2 separate regions of the Homo sapiens genome follow, and region 1 is linked to region 2. A link is a loop called in an ENCODE intact Hi-C map of the cell type or tissue named here. Cell type or tissue: Caco-2. All regions are shown on one strand. Region 1 overlaps FTO (FTO alpha-ketoglutarate dependent dioxygenase). Region 2 overlaps FTO (FTO alpha-ketoglutarate dependent dioxygenase).

What was found. Hi-C counts contacts between places; a loop is a spot of excess contacts. Peaks named below come from ENCODE experiments on the same cell type or tissue, not always from the same donor. Only the 100,000 strongest peaks of a DNase experiment are listed, where the experiment ranks them.
Region 1: a loop joins it to region 2, with 4 times the contacts of the local background. A loop is called at or near these places in 4 of 110 quality-filtered maps.

The regions. Positions count from the first base shown.
Region 1 is chr16:53,809,817-53,817,816 of GRCh38, reverse strand. It overlaps FTO (FTO alpha-ketoglutarate dependent dioxygenase), which reads right to left. Exons shown (of 9, transcript NM_001080432.3): 2 at 7,600-7,677. Among named protein-coding and RNA genes, the nearest start is that of FTO, 110 kb to the right of the region's middle. In Caco-2, no CTCF peak of the experiment used is centred here; DNase peaks (open chromatin) are centred at 4,246 and 4,726; H3K27me3 peaks cover 119 bases.
Region 2 is chr16:53,879,441-53,887,440 of GRCh38, reverse strand. It overlaps FTO (FTO alpha-ketoglutarate dependent dioxygenase), which reads right to left. Exons shown (of 9, transcript NM_001080432.3): 6 at 7,454-7,597. Among named protein-coding and RNA genes, the nearest start is that of FTO-IT1, 160 kb to the left of the region's middle. RefSeq lists an enhancer at 5,670-5,964. In Caco-2, a CTCF peak has its summit at 4,927; a DNase peak (open chromatin) is centred at 5,860.

The sequences.
Region 1 (8,000 bases), 70 kb after region 2:
TGTCAATGGCTGAAAGATGTGGAAAGCTAAGCTCTCTGGAGATCAGGCTTCATTTTCTGTCTATTTTAAGCCATTATATAAAAATTCTACCTTTTCCTCCCATATCAAGAGATGCTTCTGAAAGATTTCATCACACAGGGAAGTCAGATATGGTTTTTAAACAAGTAAGATACCAGTTTACCAGAGGCTCACTTAAATGAAGCCCAGTGGAACTCAACCTTGGGTAGAGAGAAAAAAAAAATTTAAATATTCAAGTAACTTGGGAAATACCCTTCACTTAGAAGTACTAGAATATTCTGATTTTAGAGGACTGTATTTCTAATCTAGCTGTTAATAGATTTTGCTCCTAACACTTTCTATTTTGCACTCAGCAATTTGCACCCTATCACTCATTTTCTATATAATTTTTGTTGTAAAATGCTTGCGACTTGGCAGCCATCCGATGACTAACGGGCTAAACACTCGTCTGACCCAGACTCTGCCTGCATGATGCAAACTAGAGCTCCAGAAGGGATACACTTCTGGAGTCACTGTTCAGACTCTGCCACAGCTATCACAAGACTTGAGGTAACATGTGCTTTGCTACAAAATGACACAGAGATCCTCGTTCATTCATTCATTCATTCATTCAATACTTCATTTCATTTTGTTTATTTAACATTTCTCAAATACTTCCTATGTACCAGGCACTGTATAAAGTGCCAGACATACAAGGATTAAAAGAAGATAGGTCCTATTTGACAGCATCTCATAATTTAACAGTATAAACCAAAATGGAAACCAAAAGAGAAGAATGTCCTACAATAGAAGTGTGAGTATACTGCTGTGGGAGCAGGGAATAATTGGGAAGGAAAAGCTGGAAAACCCTTAGGTACTGAATACATATGTATTGAGCACATACTATTTGCAAAGCACTTGGGTGCTGAGAATATGGAAGAGAGCGAAACGTCTATTTTCTCTCTAGAAGCTCATGTCCTAGCAAGGTGAGCCAGACAATAAGCATATAAATAAGTAAAATATACGGTATTTTAGATGATGATAAGTCTACGGGGAAAAATAAAGCCGAGAAAGTAGGATAGGGAGTGCTGGGGTAAGTATGCCTACTTTCCACAGGGTGGTAAGGGAAGGCCTCTAGATACAGTGACATCAGAGCAGAAGAAAGCAAGAAACAAGGATACAATATCTGCAGATGCCTGGGGGGATGAGAGAGTTCCAGGTTGAGGGAACATTCAGTGCAAAGGCCTTGGGGCAGGAGTGAGCTTGGTTTATTCCAGGAAGAGTAAAGTGCCAGAATAGGAAGAAAAGTGTGAGGGGGGGTGGGGAGTGGGCAGGGGCAGGAAATGAGGTGAGGGAAGCAGTTAGGAACCCAAGCATGTAGAGCTTTGTGGGTGCATGTCAGGTCCTAGGCTGATGGGAAGCTATTCAAGGGCTTTGAGCAAGAAAGTGTAATGAGCTGATTTATGTTTTCAAAGATCATTCCGGATGCTGTGTTAAACTAGACCAGGGGAAGGAGGCAGAACCAGTCAGGAGGCTGTTGCAACAGAGATGATGGCAGTTTTGGCCACGGTGTAAGAAGCAGAGGTGGTGAGAAGCAGTCAGATTTTTCATACATTTTAGAACAGAAGGGATTTTCTGAAGCCTTCACAGAACATGTAGTGTTTAAGTAAAGTCTTTAAGAGTAGATGCTCACCAGACAGAAAAGGGAAGAGAGTACTAGTGGGCACAAAGGCAAGGAAGGATAAGAGGGCACAGCAGAGTCAGGGTGGAACCAAGAACTCCCTATGACGAGAGTTTATGATTGGGCGCCATTTTAGGCCATGGGATGAGATTACACCAGAGAGGTAGTTTAGGGTCAGAAAGTCAATGGCAGCTGGGTGCAGTGGCTCACACCTGTAATCCCAGCACTTTGGGAGGCCGAGGCAGGCGGATCACTTGAGGTCAGGAGTTTGAGACCAGCCTGGCCAACAAGGCGAAACCCTGTTTCTACTAAAAATACAAAAATTGGCCAGGCATGGTGACGCGCGCCTGTAGTCCCAGCTATTCGGGAGGCTGAGGCAGGAGAATCGCTTGAACCTGGGAAGCGGAGGTTACAGTGAGCCAAGACCGCACCACTACATTCCAGTCTGGGTGACAGAGCGGGACTCTGTCTCAAAAAAAAAAAAAAAAAAAAAAAAAAAAAACAAGAAAGTCAATGGCCTTATAGGGTGGATATGCTGAGGAATTTGAACTTGATCTTGGAAGCAAAGGCGACTCAACAAAATTTATAAAACAAGGAGGTACAAGTCAGTTCTGATGGCACTGGGGAGGGCATGAGGAACGCTAATCAGGAGGATGCTAAAACTGCGGAGGCAGAAAGTGATCAATGTGGCCTACATAGTTGAGGCAGTGTCTGTGGGATGGAAAAAGAAAAAACAATTTGAGAGATTCTAAAGAGGTAAAACCACCAGGGACCCAGTGACTAAATGAGGGAAGAAAGCAATGGATAGAAGTTGAGGGTGGTGAGCTTTCTAATCTCAAGAATGGGACTAGGGGATACCGTTAGAGAAGAGGCTGAATGGGAAGAGCCTTGTAGAAAGAATCCTTATTAAAATGTAAGTGACATCCTGTCACGCTTTGCTCCAAGCCTTCTCATGCCTCCTCATCTCAGAGTAACCGCCAATGCTCTTCTTACAGAACTTACAGACTATAAGTTCTCGTATAACCGGGCCTCTCTCTCTCTCTCTCTCTCTCTCTGACCGTCTCCCCTGCTCTCACCAGCTGTCTCCCTCTGCTCCAGGTATGTTGGCCTCGGGTGCTTTTCCTGTCAAGTATACCTGAGGCTTTGCTGTTCTGTAGGCCCAGAACATTCTTCCAACAAGTATCTACATGGCTTGCTCCTACATCACCTGCCCCACAAGAAATAAGCTCAAAGAAGACACGAATCTCTTGTCAGTTTTCACAACTTCATTTCTAATGCCTAAAACAGTACCTGGCACAGAGTCGGGGAGTGAAATCCATTTGTTTAATGGAGTAAGTAACTTAATGAATATGAATCATGTTGAGTTAGATGTAGCTGGAAGACTTTCAGGTAGAGCCACTCCGTAGGCAGTTGGAAGTGGAGAGCTGGAGGTCACAGGGAGAGCTGGGATGGGGACAGAGGTCTGGAACCTTTGAGACAAGAGCAGAGTTATCTCAGAAGGATGAAGAGACACAAGGGAAGAGAGAAGCAGTATAGGACTTAAGAGTGGAGACCCAAAAGCCAACAGCCCAGACTTAAATCCTAGTCCCAACATATCCTGCACATAAGTCTTAAACAAATTTTTGAACCTCTCTGTCCCTCGGTTTCCTCATCTCTAAAATAGGGTTTTAGTAACACCTGTCTCAGAAGCATATAGCAAGATTTCAGTGAGCTCACACGTGTAATGCACTTAAAGTAGCAGCAGAACAACCTGGCACACAGCTAGCACACAATCAGTGACAGCAAGGGGGTTACTGAGGATGGTCTCATTTTCTTTGGATAAAAGGGGCTGCATTCATATTTCTGGAAGTCAGAGTTTGTTTTCTGACTATGTAATTCCTCGTTTCCTTGTGTTCCATGATGAGCTAACAGAAGTTCTCTCTGCTTTTCTGCTTTGACCCTTGGTGGTTTGGTTTTGCTTTTCTCTACGGTCCTATTAAAAGAAACTGCAAAACTTCTCTGAAGGTGTTTTGAATTGGAGCATGGTAGACCAAGAGGTGGACAATACAGCAGAAAGAGCATGGGCCTTCAGAGTCAGACAAATATGGGCTGAACTCCAGCTCTCCCACTCAGATAACTAACTTAGTCTCTCCTGATTTCCTCCTTTTTTAATCTTGTTATGAGAGGCAGGCTGAACTCCAATTCCTGGGCTCAAATGATCCTCCCACCTCAGCCTCCCAAGTAGGTGGAACTTACAGTTGTGCCTGGTTCCTCTCTTGATTTCTAAAACAGAAATACCTACCTCAAGTACCTCAAGCCTGAAGAAAAGTAGTTGCTGAATACAATGAATGAGGCTGTTGTGGGGATTGCATGTGAGAGCATGCATAAAACATGTAGCACAAAGCCTAGCACACTGTAAGGATCAATCGACAGACCCAAAATGGAAGCTGAACAGACTCCTGTGTTTATGACTGGCAGCTGGATTGGCATTCCTGTGGTGAGGGCCTGTTTAAGGGACCCAGTGTCAGGTCTGAACTTTCTATTTACTCATGTCATTAAAAAGTATTTTCACTTCATCTTTTAAGAGAAGAGGTTTACTTTTACTAAGGTTTTATTGAAGTACTAAGCCTTCCTAGAAGGTGTACTTTGGCCAGGCGCAGTGGCTCACACCTCTAATCCCAGCACTTTGGGAGGCCGAGGCAGGTGGATAATGTGAGGTCAGGAGTTTGAGACCAGCCTGGCCAACATGGTGAAACCCCATCTCTACTAAACTTACAAAAATTAGGCAGGCATGGTGGCAGGTGCCTGTAATCCCAGCTACTCAGGAGGCTGAGGCAGGAGAATCGCTTGAATCTGGGAGGCAGAGGTTGCAGTGAGCTGATATTGCACCACTGCACTCCAGCCTGGGCAACAGAGTGAGATGCTGTCTCAAAAAAAAAAAAAGAAAAGAAAAACAGCAAGGTGCACTTAGAGTGATTAGATATTAGTATCAGGGTTTGTTGCGGGCCTTGGAAAGATAACAGAGAAGTCTTGATAGTTGTTCTGTTTGCATTTGGGTTTCCTTTTATCCCTCAGTGGATGGCTGGTTCAGAGCACAGTGGGCTGATAACCTTTTGTATCTCATTCTTCCTGTACCATTTTCACACGACAAAAGCTGAAATGGCTTGGCAGTTGCTTTGTGACAATGCATGTAATCATGCACCAGAAGGCTTATAGCTATGAAAATTTAGTAAGCATTTCAGAACTAATTGCATTTTTGTGGGTTTACCTGTCTTAAGGGTACTTTTAAAAATTATTTTTTCCCTGATTGCAAAAGAATATACCTTCACTGCAGATAATCTGGAAAACTGGGAAAGTTCAAAAGAGAACACCCACCCTATCACTATGCAGTATGACATTTCTGTACACATCTGTCAAATCTTTCCAGATGCCAAATCCCTGGGGAAGTGTGTACGTGTGTAGAAGCAAAATTCAAATCATACTAAACTCATTATTATTATATATAACTGGTTTTCCAAATTAACTATTGGGTGCATGCATTGAAGCAAACTCATTCAGCACCTGATAGGTACCCGGCACTGAACGAAGTACAGAGGATAAGGGAAGCCAGCACACACAAAAATTCATTACAATTAAGTGAGATTAATGCCAGATGTGATGGCTCATGCCTGTAATCCTAGCACTTTGGGACGCCAAATCACTTGAGGTCAGGAGTTCGAGACCAGCCTGGCCAACATGGTGAAACCATGTCTCTACTAAAAATATAAAAATTAGCCAGATGCACTTGCTTGAACCCAGGAGGCAGAGGGTGCAGTGAGCTCAGATCGCGCCACTGCACTCCAGCCTGCACACAACACAGCTAGACTCTATCTCAAAAAAAAAAAAAAATTAAGTGAGATTAAGTGCTGATAAAGGTATAGATAAAGTATGAGAGGAAGCAGAGACAACTCTCTGGTTGTAGAGGTGTCAGGGAAGCTTCCTACAGGAGATGACATATGAGCTGTTACTAACAGGTAACACAGAAGTTCACCAAGGAAACAAGAGACAGGCTGGGCATGGTGGGTCATGCCTGTAACCCCAGCACTTTGTGAGCCCAAGGTGTGTGGATCGCTTGAGCTCAGGAGTTCAAGACCAGTCTGGGCAGCATGGTGAAACCCTGTCTCTACAAAAATACAAAAAATTAGCCAGGCGTGGTGGCACATGCCAGTGGTCTCAGCTACTTGGGAGGCTGAGGTGGGAGAATCGCATGGGCCCAGGGGGCAGAGGTTGCAGTGAATCCAGATTACACCACTGCATTCCAGTCTGGGTGACAGAGTGAGATCCTCTGTCAAAAAATAAAAAAAAAGAAGAGACAGATAAAGAGAAGGAGGTACGTCAGCAGAGGACGTAGCAAGAAGGCCCCAAAGATGAAACTCATAGCAAATTTAAAGTACTGCAAAAATCCAGTGTGGATAAAAGGTGTAAGAGCAGGGGAGATGAGGCTGAAAATGTAGGAGCCAGTCAATGATGTGGGATTTGAAGCAGAGGGTTGCCATGCTCAGATTTACATCTTGGTTAGAAAATACTATAGCTTCAAGGATGAAGGGGGGCAAAGAGGAAAACTAGACAGACCTATAAGAGGACTGACAGTGAAGAGGAAAGATGGTGCAGATCAAATGGGAATGGAGATAAGAGACAGTGGCCTAGAAATAATATTGAGCTAGAAGTCACAGAAATCATATTGACCTGGATTCTAGATGGGTAAAGTCCTTCCTTCCTCTCTTCCTTCCTTGGTTACTGATGGTCAGCTATGTACATGCAGGTGCTAGAGATACAAAGATGCTGTGACCTAATTCCTATTCTGATTTTCACGGCAACCCTCTGCTTCAAGACTTCACATTGTAGTAGGAAAAAAGAGGTGAAAATTTATTATTTTTACATGCCCAGAGGGCCTACTCTTCCTTCTTTGGAAACAGGACTCTGATTTTCCTTTGGGAGAGCCACCCATGTCTAACTCACATAGTGCATACAGTTTGGTGGGAGTACTCTCACTCCAACCCCACTCCAAGAGTAGGTGCATGAACTAGGCTGGGCAAACAGGAGCATTTGACTCTCCTGAACATGATGACTAGTTCAGTAATAAGCACATGACTCCAACCAGGCCAACAGGATTACTTCCTGGATAATTTGATGGAACCAGGGAAAAAGAACTCACTAACTTTTTCTAAGATCCCAGATGCCAAAGGCCACATACCCCTTGGGCTGTCAGAGTCCTGCTATGCTCTCAGATGAGAGCCTATTGAGCATGAGATCACACTGAGGAAAGCTAAGCCAAGAAAAATAGGAAAAAACAGTGATCGGGTGACATCTTTTGTAAAGTTGGATTTAGCCATGTACTCCTAGACTTCTAAGGCAAGTCAATAAATTCCCCTTATTTTTTGCCACTGTGAGTTTGATTTGGGTTTTTGTCATTTGTAATTGAAACAGTGGTGTCTAATTCAGAGACAGAGACACGGAATTCTGTAATTGCAATACCATGTGCTAGGTGGTATAGAGTTATTTACCGGGAGTGCAATCAACTTGACTTGTAGGTAGGGTAAGCTGGGAAAATGTTCACAAAGGAGGTGATGTTTAACTGAACTCTTGAAGAATTAGCCATCTGCAACAGGATAAGGAGCAAAAGGAAGGAGGAGGAGCTAGGCAGAAGAAACAGCATGAGCAGAGGCAAGGAAGTGTGGAATGTCCGAGGAAATAAAAACAGTCACTATGCTAAAGCATTAAATTCACAGCAAAAAGCCGATTCTGAAGAAATGTACATGCTCTGTAGGCCATGAGAAGTCATGGGTGATCTAATTTGACCTTTTCACCTGTCATTTAACCTCTCTAGCCCAGCTTCCTCATAGGTAAAATAAGGTTGATCAGAACACATCACTGAAACTGATAAAAATATTAAAATACCTTACCTGCTGATAGAATTCATCATCTTTGGGGGTCAGATAAGGGAGCCAAGTGTCTTCAAGCTCTTCAAGAAGCCTCAGTTTCTGTTTGAAAATAATAATTACATATAAGTGAATATGCAATAACCCAAAGTAAGACACTCTCTTATTTTTCCAATAAGAGAATACAAACAAATTTTAGCCAACTTTGAATTTATAATCTTTTAGAGATAGAAATTAGTCAAATCTCAATTATAAAATATATTAATTAAATTACATACATCTTTTTTTTTCTTTTCTTTTAGAGACAGAGTCTCGCTCTGTCACCTTGGCTGGAATACAGTGGTGTGATCACAACTCACTATAACATCAAACTCCTGGGCTCAAGTGATCCTCCCATCTCATCCTCCCAAGTAGCTGGGACTACA
Region 2 (8,000 bases):
ATGTGGTCTGAGGAGGCTCCAGCTCCAATGCCAGGGGTGGAATATGCAACCCAGGTCTAAGCCAATCAGCCCACTAGATTCTCTAGTCACAGAACTAGGATTGAGAGGAATAGGAATATGTCCCATCAGAATGAGTCTCAAGACTATCAGAAACTACAGGAAGAAGACTCTGCAGCTATTTTGCCAGCAATGGGAAGAATGGAGCCAACATAGTAGGGGTAGCTGCAAGATGAAAAGACAAAAACCACATCCTGATGACATCAACTGACCCTTGATCGAACTATTCCTGAAGCTGTTCTTACTTAAGCTAGTTCAGGTTGAACGTTTTGCCCCTTGCAACTAAAATAATCCCAACATATTTAGATGAGAGGCTGAGTTAACCTATGGAAATATATAAAATTGTTTTCTATCCATTTTCTAAGTCTTCTATCATTCATCAACTTGAAAATCAAGGTACAATGCTACCGATCTTAAATACTCTTTTTACCACTGCCCGCTAAAGAAACGTGGAGCCACCACAGCTTCAGGCTGGATTGTCTGGCTTTGCTAAGGTGATCATGTTCCATATATAGACATGGAGCTATTATAATCTTCACCTGTTACCGCAAAGAATTTTTTTGTGTGTTTATCCATATTGAACTTTCATGAGGCAAACAAAAGCAACTTGTGAAGATTTAACGATGGTGGAAATGGCTCAAATAAGTAACCTGAGAATACCAAGTTGTATGAAAAGGTTTTAGTTTACATTAACTAAATGTTTGTTTGCTATGTAGGACTGATTTCAGTTAAAGTTGTTTAAACAAAACAAAACAAAACAAAAAAGGAATGTAGACAATATTAAAACAACAGTTGCTAAAACTTATCTGTGCTATTAAAAGACAGTGGTTAACAGATGTAACCTTGAGTACTTTGAAAGAAGAATTAATACAAGTGTGGTTCAACTTCTGTGAAGATACTGGTTTAACAACATACTTACTTCAAGAAAAAAATGAGTTCTTTTTGATGGATTTCACATAAAATTTGTTCACACTATGGAAAGAGCCTGTTAGCAAAACATCAAGCCCTATGTTAGAAAGAGTTGAAAAGGTTTAAAAGATTTTCCAGTCTTTGGGCTGGTTATGCCTGTTGAAGAGGACAGAATGGATAAGGCTCGCCAACCATGGTGACTCTGGAAATAGATTATCATATGTAATTAGTTTATCCAGTCTATCAGGGTACACTAGAAACTGGATTTCAGTAAATTAAAACTTGGAAGCAAGGAGAAGGCTATATCTAGGGGCTCTGCTATTGGACAAGAGAGCAAAGAGAGAGCCCTGGCTATTTTAATAAATAATGCCTTCATCTTCCCTTGGATGCCCAACCATGTTTTGAGGCAGATAGTATCATGGTTAAAAATAAGGGCTCTGACCTATAATCCCAGCACTTTAAGAGGCCATGGCAGGAGAATCACTTGAGCCCAGGAGTTTGAAACTAGCCTGGGCAACATAGTGAGACCTCATCTCTACAAAATAAACAAATAAACAAAGTTAGATGGTTGTGGTGGCACGCGCCTGTGCTCCCAGCTACTTAGATGGCTGAGGCAGGAGGATCACTTGAGCCAGGAGGTCCAGGCTGCAGTGAGCCATGATCGCGCCACTAAACTCCAGTCTGGGCAACACAGTGAGGCCATGTCTCTAAAAGAAAAAAGGAATATGGGTTCTGGAGTCAGTTCAAAAGTGGGTACCACTACAGAATAGCTATGTCATCTGTAAGACAGAAACAATTACTGCCTACTATCTGTTAGGCACTTGCTAGATGTCAAGAATGCATACTAAACAAGACCACAAGGCTTTGGACTTCCTGTCCTCAAGCATCTCACAATCTTACCAATTTTCTGACCAGGAAAAGTTTTAATGTCCTTGTCAATTCATGCCCACCCTTTCCCACTAATGCCAGTCAGAAACGTTCAACAGCACTGAAGACCTTCTCCCAACACAATTTTATTCATGAGTTGAAGTACTGCCCATGAGATACAATCTCTGGACATCAAGTCCACTGGCATGCCTTCTATTCAACTCCATGACCTGACTTTTTCATTTCAATGTTGTGGGTAAAAACTATTACAGGATTTTAATCAAATGCCACGTTTACCAGTTTCCCCACTGCCAAGAGAAAGAAGTAGCTGACTCTCTCCTTAAACTTAATTAAGAAGGCAAAAAAAATCTCCACCTGCTTGATTCAGAGTCTGAGGTAATAAACTCTGGAAATTAGGAAGGAAAGCTACAGCATGGACACTGCACAAAACCAAAGAGTCAGAACGCAAAATACAGTGAGTCCTTATTACTTTGGGGCTAAAAAACCAAACAAACATCAATGTCTAACCATATTGACTGACTGATGAAGTGGTAACCATGACAGGAGTTGGGTCTTCCTCCCTTCTCCAGAGTTGTAGGCCGCCAAAGGATGCTCATAGCTAACACAGCAGAAATAAGAGGCAAGCCGTCAGGAGGACAAATGCTGACTTGGGGCCAAGGAACATTCCACGGGTGACACATCCCTGAAGACCTCAATAGCAGGGAAACAACCTGCAGGAGCTCTCAGGGTTCTCTCAAAGTTTTCATGATACTTACAAACCAAACTCCCTGATTTTGAACATGCACTTAATGGAAATAAGCCTAGAAGAGGAGAAAGAAATGGAATCAACCCACATATCTGGACTTCAGTCATTGGGCACTTAGGCATTGGAGAGCAAAGCTAATAAGACTTCAAAAGAATATTTCTGAGCCACTTTATCACCATATAGTTGTAAATCATATCCATCATTCCAACGGGTCAGCAAACGTCACCTACTTTTCTTCTACCAAGTTTATTTAGGCTCTTGATTTGGTCCCAAGTCAGCCATAGAGCTCCCTTATGAGATGTGTGACTGCGCCCCTTGGGATTAATGTCTCACTGTAATAACGGAAAGAAGTTACTTCACTGAGAAAGAAATTAGACCAGGAAGACATGGTAAGGCTCTGCCTACAAAGAGATACCCTATGAAGGCCCTTTTGCAGTAGTTATAAGGAAGCCACAGGTCTGATCAGAAGAAAATGAGAGCCAAACAATACCATCAAACATTCCATTCTTCTAGGGGACATTTACTAAGAGAAGAGGCTGAATTCCACATTTTACTATCTTTAAAAAGGAAAGTGGGCCATTTAATAACATGGAAGAAGATTCTGCTTATAATTAAACAAGAACCTTTCCTAAGCATCTTAAATTGGAAAAACTATCTCCCATAAGGTACTCCAAAACATATGCCCAAACTTCCGAAACTGCTTAGTTAGAAACCATCCTAGACAAGGAAAACAAACCACTTTTCAACCCACACAGACTGAGAGCTTGCAGTATGTAAAACCAAGGGCTTCATCCTGTGATTTGTCCAGAAAAGACACATGGCCTTGCAGAAAGAGGCAAGCAAGAAAGAAACTGGGAGAACTCTTACAGACACGTGGGCTTTCATTGAACAACAGGACAAAGTAGAGAGCGAGCATGCAACTGCTAAATCCCAGGCCAACTTGTATGGCAAAAGAACAATATCTGACAATGTGCCCTGACATATGGAATTAATTGTGAAAGTAAGGAGATGACCTTGAAGAATCAGAGATTGGGGGGATGGTGAAGACTGGCACACACGCTATTTAAATTCAAGATCAATCTCTCTATTCAACCCCAGGGGGCCGAGGTTTCTGATACAGTACATCTCTGCCCCACCTCCCTAACACATAATATCAAAAGCAGCCAGTCACTTTCTGAAGCAGACAAATTTGTTTTTTTTTTTTTGTTTTTTTTTTTTTGAGATAGAGTTTCGCCCTTGTTGCCCAGGCTGGAGTGCAATGGCACAATCTCGGCTCACTGCAACTTCTGCCTCCCGGGTTCAAGCGATTCTCCTGCCTCAGCCTCCCAAGTAGCTGGGATTACAGGCGCCCGCCACCACACCTGGCTAACTTTTTGTATTTTTAGTAGAAACGGGGTTTCACCATGTTGGCCAGGCTGGTCTCGAACTCCTGACCTCAGGTGATCCACCGCCTCGGCCTCCCAAAGTGCTGGGATTACACGCGTGAGCCACCGCACCCAGCCTGAAGCAGACAGACTTAGATGACGATATTCTGTTATATACACAGTGTGATTTTACAGATTTCTCCCATCCATTGATGGTAAAAAACATCACAGTCAGTCACAAGAGATGAGAAAGGATAGGGAAATACAACAGCCCATATGCATGTTAAAGAAAGCACCCATTCTGCTAGTCTGACACTGAAAATTGTGAGATTTTTTGCGAAGGAAATAACTACATTTTGAGATTAGAATTTCTATACTATAAATATGGAGAAAGACATAACTTTGCTCTAATTCAGGGAGGTCATCAGGCCCATAAATGTATTCTTTCCTGAAGTTCTGGCTATCAGCAATGTCTCCAGCAGGGACTAATAAGAGAGAAAGTAGAACACCCATCAGGCACAATGAAGGGCAGCAAGTCAGACTTGAGCTCAGCATCAAAAGTGGTTACTACTCCCCTGAAAGGCAGAATTGCTTCCCCTGTGGTTCTGGAGATTATGACAATGTTTCACAAAGTGTGGAGCAGCTCACAAGATATTAAATAACTTATAAAGGCATTGAAAAGATATTATATGTTGCCATGGGAGACGACATTATTTCTCCTTTTGCTCAAAACTCTTCAATGGGTCCCCATTTCCTGCAGAGTAAAAAGGAAAGGCCTTGTCCTTACAAGGGCCTCCAAGGACCTATACAATCTGCTGCTCCCCAGTCTCATGGAACTACCTCTATGACCTCTTCTCCTACAAGTAGCAGCCTTACTCCCTTCACTCAAACATACTGTTCCTGGACTGTTCCACGGACTCCAGGCATTCCCCCACCACACAGCCTTTGCAGTGGCTGCTCCTTATGCCCAAAATGCAATTCCCCAGATATCCACATGGCTGTTTCTCATGTCCTTCAATTCTCTGCTCAAAGGACATCTTTTCAACAGGGAGGCTCTCTAGTTCTCTCAATTTCTATCATCTTGCTCTGTTTTTTTTTTTTTTTCCTGTAGCACTTATCAACTTCTAACATACTGTATAATTTACCAGTGTGTTAAGTGTATTACTTACCATCATCTCCCTGTACTAGAATGTCTATTTTATTTACCAATATATTCTAAAGCGCCCAGAAGAGTGTCTGGCACGTGCTCAGTAATTAATTATAGAAAGGATGCATGAGAACATTTTTTAACTCCAAATTCCCCATCAATCCTTCTTATTATATCAAAAAGAAAGTCTCAGATTGGTGAATGAACTTCAGTTCTCAACCACATTTTAGTGTCTCCTTTTTTTCTTTTAATGGTTTTTTTTGAGGTATAATTTATCAGCCATAAAATTCACACATTGTAAGTGCAGAATCCAATAATTATTAGAAAATGTATAAAGCTGTGCAACCATTACCACTAATCTCCCTTCTTAACATGAAGAAAGGAAACTTGAGGCTCAGAGCCTCCTCCAGACAAGAATATCTGCTGGAATGTAATAACATTACTCTGTTTTCATTGGATCTATTTTTCTGGATACTTTTTCTTTTGGCTAATGATACTGGATTTCCACTTAAAGTAGCAATATAAAGCTCCCTTTTTAAAGAAATGTATACATGTTAAAAAAGAGTTGATTTAAAGTAAAATATTAAGTAACTAAACAATGTATGTAGTCCAAAGATAAAGCAAATATTGAGAGGGTATTAGTGGGAAAAGTAGAGTTTGCGAAACTTTGACCCATGGGATCCAGACCTGCTGGTCTCACAGACTGCAGAATTGCAACTGATTTCATCAGTGAAAAGCAAGGCAGTGACACTTGCTCCCAGGGCCTACCCTCAATTCCCAGCAGTCTTTGCTGGGAGACTATTCTTCATGAGTCTCTTGTGCTTCTGCGTGTCTTGTGAGTAAGCAATGACTGTCCTGTGTTACAGACTCTCATTGCAAGGATGTTTACATAGCAACAACCTTGACAGAGAGAGTTTCTCCCTCTAGAACAAAGGGCAGGTGTGCATATAGGCTTGGAAGATGAAGACAGTGTCTTGACCTACAGCAAAAGACAGGCATGCTTACTATCCTTTGAAAAAGACTAGGTTCCCATAGCTCATGGTTCCTCTCCTATAATGTAACTCCTCAATATGTACATGTTATCTAGCCTCCTTTGCATTGCCCTATAGAAACAGAAGCTGGGAGAATGCTATGGTCTGTATGTGTATGTCCCTCCAAAATTCTTTTTTATTTTATTTTTATTTATTTATTTATTTATTTATTTATTTTGAGACGGAGTCTCACTCTGTTGCCCAGGCTGGAGTGCAGTCACGCGATCTTGGCTCACTGCAAGCTCCGCCTCGCAGGTTCATGCCATTCTCCTGCTTCAGCCTCCCGAGTAACTGGTACTACAGGCACCCGCCACCATGCCCAGCTAATTTTTTGTATTTTTTTTTTTTTTTTTTTTTTTTTTAGTAGAGACGGGGTTTCACTGTGTTAGCCAGGATGGTCTCGATCTTTTGATCGTGATCCGCCTGCCTCAGCCTCCCAAAGTGCTGGGATTATAGGCGTGAGCCACCACACCCGGCCATGTCCCTCCAAAATTCTTATGTTGAAATCCTAACATCCGAGGCAATGGCATTAAGAGGTGGGGCTTTTCAGAGGTGAGAGATCACGAAGCTCTGCTTTCATAAAAGACTTTAGTAGCCTTATAAAAGAGACCACAGGGAGCTTGCCTGGCCCTTGCACCGTCTAAGGAAAGTGAGAGGGTGCCATCTATGAATCACGAAACAAGTCTTCAGCAGACATCAAATCTTGAACTTGATGCCATCTGATCTTGAACTTGCTACCTTCCAGAACAGTGAGGATAAATTTCTGTTGTTTAGAAGCAACTTGGTTTATGCAATTTTGTTACTGCAGCCTGAACAGAATAAGTTCGTGAACTAACACAAAAATACGGAGACTCTGGTGACTGCTATTGATATACGTAATAACCTGTCCTCCATCTGTGACCTAAGAGTCTCACGTCTTATAACAATATGAAATTGTGGCAGATTAACTTGTTAGCTTGCAAGTAGGGTAGAATCTCAGATCTTTCACAATTCTTGAAAGTCTTGCCAGGCACAGTGGCTCATGACTGTAATCCCAGCACTTCAGGAGGCTGAGGCGGGCAGATCACTTGAGGTCAGGAGTTCGAGACCAGCCTGGCCAACGTGGTGAAACCTCGTCTCTACTAAAAATATCAAAATCAGCCAGGAGTGGTGGCGCATGCACCTGTAGTCCCACCTATTCGGGAGCTTGAGACAGGAGGATCACTTGAACCTGGGAGATGGAGGTTGTAGTGAGCCGAGGTCATGCCGCTGCACTCCAGCCTGGGTGACAGAGCGAGACTCCATCTCAAAAAAAAAAAAAGAAAGTCCTTACCTCATTATGAATTTCTTCTCCTTGTTTCAAAACTGCAGGCTCAAAGGATTTCAAAGAGACATCATCATTGTCCACATCGTCACAGACATTCTGCAGAGCCAACTGACAGCGTTGTAAAATATAATCCAAGGTTCCTGTTGAGCACTGTTGAGACAGAACCAGCAATCACAATTATGGGCAAAATCTAAGTTTACTCTACCATCCTTCCTAGGATTGTTCATATTTGTCCCTGGCTGTGAATTCACCTGTTGCCCCATGGCTCAGTCTATACTCCTTTTTTTTTTTTTTTTTTTTTTAATTTTGAGATAGGGTCTTGCTGTGTCACCCAAGCTGGAGTATAGTGGTGTAATAATGTTTCACTGCAGCCTCAACCTCTGGGGCTCATGCAATCCTCCCACCTCACCTTCCTGAATAGCTGGTACCACAGGCAGGCACTACTCTGCCCAGCTAATTTTTCTAAATTTTTATTTTGTAGAGAGAGACAGGATCTTGCTATATTATCCAAGCTGGTCTCAAACTCCTGGGTTCAGGCAGTCCTCCCACTTCA